Linked DNA regions of Homo sapiens: region 2 is linked to region 1. The links are chromatin loops, found by intact Hi-C in ENCODE. Cell type or tissue: ascending aorta. All regions are shown on one strand. Links, peaks and the distances in the headings refer to the core of each region. The heading gives the core; the rest is flanking DNA. Region 1 has its middle 84 kb from the start of FOXD2. Region 2 has its middle 31 kb from the start of LINC01738.

Region 1 (5,374 bases), core at 294-5,293:
CAGCTTAAGGGCCACAGGGCATTATTATCATTATTATGAATAAGACTCAGTGCCTGTATCCTTCAGAGTCCCTGGATCTGGTGGCAGAAACTGGCCTATAAATAGGAAATGATAATAAGGGCATGGGGGTAGCCAGAGAGGGCTATATAAGAGTGGAGTCAGGGCCAGGAGTGATGTCTCATACCTGTAATCCCAGCACTTTGGAAGGTCGAGGTGGGCAGATTACCTGAGGTCAGGAGTTCAAGACCAGCCTGGCCAACATGGTGAGACCCCCATCTCTAATAAAAATACAAAAATTAGCCTGGCATGGTGGCACACACCTGGAATCCAAGCTACTCCAGAGGCTGAGGGAGGAGAATCGCTTGAACCCAGGAGGCTGAGGTTGCAGTGAGCCGAGACGGCACCATTGCACTCCAGCTTGGGTGATAGAGCGAGAATTCGTCAAAAAAAAAAACAAAAACCAAACAAACAAAAAACCAAAAAACTAATCTCTAGTGTGTTAGAAGTCAGAACAGTGTTTGCCTCTGGAGGGTGGAATTGACTGGGGAAGGTTTTGAGACTCCGTCTCTAAAAAAAATAGAAAAACGGGTGGAGTCAGGACCGGGGCCCAGGTCTCTGACTACAGCATCGTGCTACTCAGAGTTGTGATTTCAAAGTGTGTTTTACTGGACTGTGAGCTCCCTGAAGGCCAGAGCCTTATCTGATCCAACTCAGTGGGCCAAGGACAGGTTGATGCACCCAAGAATGTCTGATGGATGACTGAATACATCATGTTATGAATCAGTGATGGTGTGGGCAGGGAGGGAGGGTGGATGAAGACATGATGGATCAGGAGGAGGTATAGCCTTGACTCTGCCCAAGGCAGTTAATCCTTTTAAAACTAAGTTTCTTTAGCTATAGAATGGGCATCAGCCATACAGACCACACAGTGGCTTTGAAGATTCGATGTGAGAAAAGCCCTGGACACTGGCCGGTGAGTGCAGCTTTTGGGCAGCAAAGCAGGATAAGCACCTGGAGTGGGGCTGGGGCTGCTGATGACTGTGGAACTCTGGCTGAAGGGCACACTATCCTCTGAGAGGAGAAGGTGAGCACTGGAGTGACATGAGACTCTCTGTCCATCTGTGCAGGGAGCTACATGAGCAAACAGAGCCGTCCACTGGTGAACAAGGCCATCCCTGGCTGGCCTGTCTGTCACTCACAATAAGCCAGGACTTATCTCTTTAGGTCAGCGTGGGCCTTTGGGGAAGAGCTGTCACTGTCCTTGCCTGCTGAGGAGGGCCCTGTCTCCAGGAAGAGCTGTGCTTGCTGAAGAGCTATCACTGACTCAGGAGGCATCTTTAACCTAGCTCCAACTGCATGGCCCAGGATTTGAAGCCGGCATTAATTGACCTGAGAGTTGTTCATGTAGGAAGAAGTTTGCTGGCACCTGGGAAGTCAATACTAATAATAATAGTCTTTCCATAGGCCCAGCACCCTACAGTTTGCAAATTCTCTTCCTCCTCTCCTCCCACTTAACAAATTTCCTTCTTTGGCTTTCTTACAAGCCTTGGAAGATAAAATAGTATTTTCACGATCATTTATCAGAAAATAAAGCTGAAGCCCAAGGACGACGAGTGCCTTGTCCAGGTTTCTAGGCAAGTCCAGGGCAGAGCTGGGACCAAGACGCCCGTGTCCTGATTCCTAGCCATGCCTCTTTGCTCTGTAGTCCTAGGAGGTGACTTCTTGGCCAAGCACGCATGACCACCTCCAGCTTCTTGGACAGCCACAAAGCATCAGGTTTACTGGACTCAGGGGCCTTTAGGTGAATCCTTCACACTTTGGTTGGCCATCTTCCATTTTTGTGGGTTTTCTCTGCGCCTTACCTCAGCAGAGGCTCAGAAAGGGGCTTGAAGGTAAGGTGTTGTGTACAGGACAGCCGGGCTAAGTGGGGGCTTCCATGTCTACTACTCACAGGGTATAAATGATAAATGGAATTGGGGGCTGAGGGATGCTGGGATTCCCTTTGTACAGAGGCCATGAAGGCACCAAAGGGGGTGGTGATTGGGAATCTGGAGTGAAGGCAGGAGAAAGGCCCTGCCCCACCCTCATCTAGGAGGCATCATAACCCAGTTAAGGCCACTCTGGAGCCAAACACATGAGGTTCCAATCCCTACCCGTCCACTTCTCAGGGAGCACTTTACAATCTCTATGCCTTAGCTTGCTCAGACTTAAAATGGCACAGTCATACTAGCATAGGGCTCATTGGGTTGTCAGGAGGATTGAATGAGGTGATACGTGTACAGTTCCTGGAACAATGCCTTAAACACACGGGAAACATTCGACATGACCTTGATTTGCTCTCCCCTGGCCAGAAGGGAGGGAGATAGACCTTTTACAGTTGGATATTTCCTCTCCTTTGGGAAGTCACAGCTCAGGGATTACCTGGGAGGGTGAGGGTGACCATGCCCATCTACCCCCTTGCCAGAGCTGAAGAGGGAAGGGGCGGGGCTGTGAGATCTGTGGTGTGGTGCTGAAGGAGCTGCTGCCTCACAGCCTCATGCCCAGCCCGTCCCCGGTGATAAATCACAAACATATTTTTAATGATTATTTAAAGCTCTTGGCTGCATGCCTGTTCTGGAAGGGCCATCTTAGCCCTTGTCAGGCCGTGGCAGATTGAAGGGAAGCTTGCACATCACTTATTGAGGGTGACTTCTTTTATTCCATTATTTTTATAATAGACTCACTGACAAAATATTGTTCTTGGCCCCAGCCTGGCCCCTTTGCTTGTGTTCGGAGGTAACAGGCTGCCCCGGCCAGGGAACTGCAAGTTTCCCATCAAGAGGGAGGCAGACAAGGGCTCGGCAATTCCTCATCCACCAGAGTATTATTTGCAGGGTGAGGAGGGAGTGAGTCTTGCAGGGTGAGGAGGGAGTGAGTAGTTAGCAGCCTTGTTTAGTGAACTGTAGGCCTGGGCCCAAGTCCCCTCCGCTCAGTTCCGAGGGGTGAGAAATGAGGCAGAGAGGAGAGATCAGGGGGTTGTGTGTGCTTCCCGGTTCTGTTTTCATTCACTGGCAAACATTTATACTGAGCACACATGCTCAGCACTGTCCCCACCACACCCTGCCAAACAGGGCCATCTAGGAAAGTGATCATCAAACTGTGCCTCATGGAACCCTAGGGTTCAGAAATTACAACACTGGTATTTTCTGGAAATTACCAGGATGGGGTATGTAGGAAAGAAGTGGAGCTCTGGGCCTGCCACCCCATCCTCAGCCTGAGTAGCCCTGATTTTATTTTGCTTTGACTTTGAGCTTCTCTCTAAGGTTTCATTTGAAGAATGGATTCTTCTGGTTAAAAGTTTGAATATCACTGTTAATTCCTTTATTGTACAAAAGGGAAACAGAGGCCCAGAGAGGGGACAGAGTTGCCCAAGGTCACATAGACATTTGCAGAGTAAGGATCCATCTCCTGGCCCCCAGCTGTGTGAGGAGCTGGAACTGGCATGTGAAACAATCAGAGAACAAGAAACATTGGTCTGGAACCAAGTTTGCAGACCAGGTCATGAATATCCTCATGTGTGACCATCCTTTCCAGGTATGTCTGTGGGAGCCCAGAATTATGCACCCTCCCAGGTATGTTAGTCTGCTTGGGCTCCTATAACAAAATACCATAGATTGTGTGGCTTTAATAAAAGAAATTAATTTTCTCATACTTCTGGAGGCTGGAAGTCCGAGACCAAGGTGCCAGCTTCCAGCATAGTTGGGTTCTGGTGAGGGCTCTCTTCTTGGCTTGTAGACAGCTGCCTTCTTGCTGTATAAGAGGGAGAGAGAGAGAGAGAGGTGAGAGAATCATTGGGATCTCATGTTTTCTTTTTATAAGCGCATTAATTCCATCATGAAGGTTCTACCCTCATGACCTAATCTAACCCTAATAATTTCTCAAAGGCCCCACCTCCAAATATCCTCACATTGGAGATTGGGGTTTCAACATATGAACTTTGAGGAGGACACAGACATTCAGTCCGTAGCACAGGAGTGTCCATTCTATTCAGCTCAGTTTCAATGGTCTCCATTGCATTCAGCGAGCATATAACCTGTGGGAGTCCAGCTGCCCTGACCTTGAGGTCAGTGTCCTGAAACTCCCATGGTCCAAGATTCACAGACTTTGGACCTGCTGGGGAAAACAGCACTGGGGGAAAATATCTCAGGCAGGATGCCAGGAGGAAACAGATGGCATGCTAAGGTTGGCTAATGTTGGTGAGTTTTTTTTTATGTTGGTAAAATGTATATAGCATAAAATTTATCATTTTAACCACTTTTAAGTATACAGTTCAGTGGCATTAAGTATATTCGCACTGTTGTGTAACCATCACGATCATCCATCTCCAGAATGGTTTTATCTTCCCCAACCGAAACTTTGTACCCTTTTAAACACGAACTCCCCATTCTCTCTTCCCCTCCCCCTGGTATCCATTGTTCTACTCTCTATCTCTCTGAATTTGCCCATTCTAGGTATGGAGGTGAGTTTCTAGAAGGGACTATTTACAAAAGTGTAGGGAGGGCTTGAAAAAAGCAATAAGGGATGGGGCAGTGCTCTGGGGCTGGTCACGTCAGGAAGCTAGTACCACCGCTAGGTACTGAAAACTGGAGAGACCGTTCTATGGCAGGTGTTGGCTGCCAGGGGCTGTGGCTTTCCAATTAGAGGGATGTGCCAATTCCTGGTGTGCCAGCTCTCCCTCTGACTCTGCCGAGTCTCCACTGTCCTATCAGTGTAGTCCTTACATGCCAGCCTTGGAGGCACAGAAGAGAGCAAGAAGGGTAGAAGGTGGATGTGAAGGGGCAGTGGAAGATGGTGAGCTCAAAAGCAAGCCCAGCAGGGCCTCAGAGCTGTTTAATTACACGAAAATGAACCACAGAGGCAGCACACTGAATTAAAAGGCTCCTGTGGCAGTTTGTATATTGTGGGTGAATGACAATGGGAAGGTGTAATCAATTTCCATTTCCTGTCCCTTGCTCCCTAGCAACTTCCCACACTCAATGACTGGCTTGCAAATTTGTTTTGCTTTGTGGCAGATGATATGGATGCTGAGAGGTGCGCCCCTGCCCCCAAGTGTCAAATTCTCTATCTGAATGGCTCACGCCTCTGATTTCATATCTCGAAGTTGCCAACTTCTGCTGTTGAAGGAACAAAGCTGTGAGTGGCCTTTATTTAGCCTTCAAAGCAGAGTTGAGTTATTTCTTTTCTCTCTCTCTCTTTTTGTTTTTTTTTAGACAGAGTTTAGCTATGTCACCCAGGTTGGAGTGCTGTGAAACAATCATGGCTCACTGCAGCCTCTACTGCCTCGGCTCAAGTAATGATCCCACCTCAGCCTCCCAAGTGGCTGGGAACACAGGCA
Region 2 (5,374 bases), core at 318-5,317, 140 kb after region 1:
TTACCTGCTCCCACAAAATACCTCACATCCAATAATTCCTCTGGCATTTCTTTTAAAGCATATATTCAGGGGAATATGGCAGGCATGGAAAGCCCGCCCATTAACCTCTTTCTCTGCATCAAAGTCTTATGAGTGATTAACCCCACCAATGAAGCCTATCCATGGGGTTGTGTGAAGGGAAGAACTGGGTCCCAAATGACAAGCAGCCAAGAGTGGGGGTGTACAACCTGAACCCCAAAGACACATCCTGGGTTTGAATCTTGGTTTGGCCATTCATTAGCCAAAGGCTGTGCCTCAGTTTACCATCTGTCAGTGAGAATTATGGTGGCATCCACCCCATGAGGATTTTTGTGAGAATAAAATGAGTTGGTAGATGTGAAGTGCTCAGAGCAGCACCTGTTACAGAGCAGGCACAGACAGAAGTGGTAGCTGTTGCTATTGTTATTGTAATGAATAGAGCTTCATGTATGGAGTGCGGAGAGAACTGGGTTGGAAGGTTTGGGTTTCTAACATATTATCTATGATGATAGTAACTTTGGCTAAAGACGTTTAGCAAAATCCAGCATTATATCAACATCATTTTCATTGCACAAGAAGGCTGCTGCATGCTGGAAGGAGCTATTGAGAGAGAGTGGGAGGACAGTGTTTCAAGGCAGAATCTTAGTGAACGAATGCCTTGAGGCAGCAGGGTGAGGGTGCTTAGGGCTGGGAGAAAACCAGAGACTTAGGAAGCAATCATGAAACACAGACGAAACTAGAGAAAACATCAGTTTGTGCCTATTCCACATATTTATTTCAGTCTTGCTCATTTAAAAAATCTTGCTTTATATATATGTATAACTGAGATTAATCTTATCTTTTAAAATATGCTGTTATTTGAGTCCAAAAAATGGCCCATAACCAGCCTCTGGGGAAAACCAGAGGACTCTTTAAGGACAGCTTTTTCTTCATCAACCCCACATGAAGTCAGCTTCCAGATGCCTGAGTCCCCCTTTCCAGCCGCTCATATCTGTCCCCTTTCTCCATCCAGCCTGCCCTGGCCCTGCTGCCTCAGTATCCCTCACTTGGAGCCCTGCTGGAGCTCCTCCAGCTGGGGCAGGTTGGGCTTCCATCCCTTCAGCCTCTCCTCCCTGTGCCAAATGGCTCTGTTGCTTCAGGGCTGGGCTGGCAGAGATTGGCATCTGAGGCCCCCCAGGATTTGGCCCCAACCTCTGTTTCCAAACCTCTTTCCCACCACTCCTCGAACATATCCTCTCCTCTAGCCAAACTGGACAGCTTGTATGGGAAAAGAAAGGAAAAACCATTAGGCCTCATATGCAAAACCACAGTTAAAAAAAAAAAGTTCGTGTCTCTATAAAGTTTGTGATTTCTTTCTTCACCATGTTTCCTGAATGACTTCCCAGCTCTCTCCCCAGTTTATCTACTGAACCTCCCCTCCCTTGGCTCCCACCAGTTGTCCCAGCTCCACTCTGCCAGCCATTTCCCCTCGCCAGCCCTGCCAGAGAAACTTATGTCCACTCAGAGCCTCTACAACTCTTTATTTTTCCATTTCCTTTGACTTTGATCATTTTCTGCCTTTTATTATTTTTTCTATAGTTTCTCTACCAAGCTCTGAAGTCCCTGAATGAATAAGCTGTCATTCATTCACTCACTTACTCATTCACGCATTCATTCATTCATTCCACTGGACGTCCAAAATGCCAGGTCTTTTCCTACACTGTGATGACACCAAGATGAATAAGACAGGTCCTTGTTTCTAAGGATTTCAATTCTCAATTAAAAAGTTGAATAAAAAAGCCAGTGATTCTTAGCCTTTTGGGGTATTTGTCCCCTTAGAGAATTTGATAAATGTTTTCACCAGTGAAGATATGCACAAAAAATATTGTCTACTACTCGGGATGTTTCCAGATCTTCAGAAGCCATGGGTACCAGGGTTAACAGAGATGAGGAGAGCACCTAATAAGTGTCGGTTCCTGCAGAAGGTGCCTTGTTTGTATTGCCTCTAAATCATCACATCCACCAGTCTCTCCCGCTACCCACTGCAGACTGACACATTGGTGGCTCGGGATGAGCAAACATAGGCATGTATGAGGGGCACAGCTCCCCCTGGCCATGCAGCCAGTGCCCAGGTCACTTGGACCTTCTCTTCCCTGCCCTGTTGAGGGATGGGTGGAATGGAGGCTGCCAAGAAATTGCCCTCCAGATCAGAGGCTGTTTCTTTTTGCTGGGGGACTCTGTGTTCTCAGAGGCAATGGTTTCGTGTTTCTCTAAGAAACGGTTTCCTATTTTAGACTTGTCACTGGAACAGGATGGCCTTTGGCCAGCCAGCCTCACTGTGGGGAGGCAACTATGTTTTGGAGTGGAGCTGTCCCAGGCCTATCACACGAGAGCCTCCGTCTGGGCCTCCCTGACATTTATGCCTGTGCCTCTGCCTATTACAGCCCAGGAGCAATGGGAGAGGGTGAGGAGAGGTGCCCAGACTTACCCTTTCTGGAGCCATGGAAGTAAGGAGGAGTGGGGAAGAGAGGACTCAAGTCTCGAAGGAGCTGCGGCTGAGAGTTCTCACTGTAGCACAGACATGGGTCCTGGGACTTTGAATGCAGCCATCTTGGGTCATGTTTGCATGGAAGAACAATCTAGAAGTCCCTCCTTGGTCGCTCTCCCTTTTTTTTCCCCTCCAGCAGAAGATTTGTGGTATCTGGGAAAAAAAGAAAGGAAAAACTATTAGGTCTTGAATGTAAAACCACGGGACTTTTAAAAAAAGTGTTTATTTTTCTGCAAAGTTTGTTTTTCTTCCGATGGGAGCCAAGACGCTCTCTAATGCTGGTCTTTGCTGGCAGCGGGGAGCAATGGAAAAGATTGCTCTATATGGAAGAAGTCTGCTGATTGGGAAACAGCAGGCCCAAGCGGAGCGGATCTGATTCACACGTCTTCCTGCGAGTGGCTCATGCGGGGCAGGAGGAGGTCGTGTCTGAGGAGACAGGGGACCAAGAAGAATAGGAGGGCAACACATGGCCCCCTTCCCTGGGAAGAGAGCTATCGTGACTGCAGGGCAAAAATGATGCTACCAGTTCCTGAATACCTACTATGTGCCAAGCACTGAACTAGGTGCTTCACATTTATATAATTTGCTCCCCACCAGAAACCCGTGAAGTTGGTATTGTTACTATTTCACAAATGGCAACACTGAGGCTAGAGAATGTAAGTCATGAAGATTCCACAGCAGCCAAGTGGTACAGCTGGGACCTGAACCTAGGTGTAGCCAGATTCCCATACCTGTGCTTTAGAGTTCTGTTATTTAGTGTCTCTCAAGTGACACTTGAGAGACATTAAATATGCAAGTTACTCAACCTTTCTGAGCCTTGGTTTTCTGATATATAAAATGGATACTGCAGAGTTTTTCTGAGGATCCAATGAGAAGATAGGTGTAAAGCAACTTAGAGTAGGGCCTGTAAATCGTTACTGTGTAAGAGTTTGCTCTAATAAAAGTAATTATTAGTGCTACATTCTAACAGACTTGTGCTTGACAACATGGTATTGAGGGACAGATGAAGAAGGACATTGGTCTTTGTCCTCAGGTTGTGCATAGTCTGGTTGCACAGACAAGCCCCACCTATTTGGTCATTAAGTCCTTCATTCACACATGTGTACCCCCTCCCCAGCATGTGCCAGGCCTCAGGTCATTGCAGGGCTCCCAGGTGAGAGTCAGATGTAGTCGTTGCCCTGGGGGAGGACACAGCTTGTTGGGCAGAACAGATGGGTCCACAGAGGAGGACGACACAGCGTGATGCCCTGTGATGAAGGGCATGCTGTGATCTGCCCTCCCCTCTACCCTGGCTTCCACCTCGGCTCTTGCCTGGGCTGTCCCCTCTTCCTAGAGTGCCCCTCTGCCTGGCTAATTCCTCCATCTTTCAGCACTGACTCAGGTGCCATGTCCTCCAAGAAGATTTTCCCAACCCGGGCTTCACCCCCAACCCCCATCTCCAAGCTCCTGGTGCTCCCCTCTCCCAGTCTTGTGGTCATCTACTCCTCCGTCATTCCCATGCCGGGTGGGGACTCCGGTGCCTCACCCTGACCCTAGCACATGCTCAGGGAGTTTTTGCTGAACTTCTGTGACTCTCATTTTTTCCCCTCAAGGTAAGTGTGGCTTTGTCAATCATGCCAAAGGAAGTGCCAGAACGGTGTGACTTCAGGCTCTGGTTGGAGGAAGAAGGGATGTGTTGGGTGGGTGGAAAAGGTTTTTGGCCACAGCAGTTGCAGCAAGCCTGCATGGTGAGCATGCTTGCTGGAGTTGGACAAACATGGGCCAGAGACCAGGCTCTGACACTTTCATTAATGCCCTTATGAGTGACTTATTTAATCTTAGTTTCCACATCTGGAAAAAGGGTGCCAATAATACCTACTTCACAGACTTGTCAGGAGTTTAAATGAGTTAATTAATATAAAGTTATTGTACCCTGTGCCTATCCATGGTCAGAGTACAATAAATATCAGTGCTGTCACTGTCATTACCATGGCGATGATGACAGTGGTCAACCAATGCTAGCTGGACTGAGCCTTGGCAATGACCAACAAGTTATCTCTTTAAGACTGATTTCCTTGAAGAGTGCTAAGAGAGCCATTGAGACATCATCCTCTGTGCTGGAGGAAAGAGAAATGTGTGTCGCTGTGTAACAGTCATATTTTAAATGTCACAGCTCCTGCGTGGGGCTCCTCCTACAAGAAGCTTTCGCTGACCGTGCCTGCTTGGTCTGTTCTCTCCTCTTTGAGCTCTCACAGCACGTAGCCCCAAGCTGCCCATTCAGCACTTGATTATAGACTGTCTGGCTTGCCCTCTAATTGCTTTCTCTGTGTATGGGCTTGTCTGCCAGGCTAAATCACAAGATCTGTAAGAATAATGATTGCCTCTCATTTACGTCTCTCCAAACACCTAGTTCAGTACTTTCTGCACGGTAGAAATTTAATAAGTAACATGTTGATTTGACCTCCTTAGAAACATTTGGTGTAGTACCTGTCATAAAAGAAACATTAAGATCCCACTAGAAATAGGGCAGAAATGGCCATGTAAATGGCCAAGAAATATGAAAAAAATTAATTTGGCCTATTAGAAATCAAAGAAATGTAAATTAAATTGAGATCCCATTTTCCTTATTTGTAGACACTCATTTAAAATGATAAAAGTGCTAGGGAGGTGGGTTGGGGCTCTCTCAAATGTTGTTGGTGGGAGGGTAATCCAATTCTTTCTATGACAATTTGCAGTATTTAGCAAAAGTCTAAAAAAAAGCCTGTACCTATTGACTCAGTAATTCCACTTCTATAAATCTTTCCCAGGAAATACTAAGAGATATAGACAAATATTTATGTACAAGGATGA

The links. Peaks named below come from ENCODE experiments on the same cell type or tissue, not always from the same donor. Only the 100,000 strongest peaks of a DNase experiment are listed, where the experiment ranks them.
Region 2: a loop joins it to region 1, with 2.3 times the contacts of the local background. A loop is called at or near these places in 1 of 110 quality-filtered maps.

The regions. Positions count from the first base shown.
Region 1 is chr1:47,518,966-47,524,339 of GRCh38, forward strand. No RefSeq gene overlaps it. Among named protein-coding and RNA genes, the nearest start is that of FOXD2, 84 kb to the left of the region's middle. In ascending aorta, for the core only: no CTCF peak of the experiment used is centred there; a DNase peak (open chromatin) is centred at 2,796; H3K27ac peaks cover 2,835 bases.
Region 2 is chr1:47,654,618-47,659,991 of GRCh38, forward strand. No RefSeq gene overlaps it. Among named protein-coding and RNA genes, the nearest start is that of LINC01738, 31 kb to the right of the region's middle. In ascending aorta, for the core only: no CTCF peak of the experiment used is centred there; DNase peaks (open chromatin) are centred at 1,074, 1,494, 2,274 and 2,894; H3K4me3 peaks cover 758 bases; H3K27ac peaks cover 4,033 bases.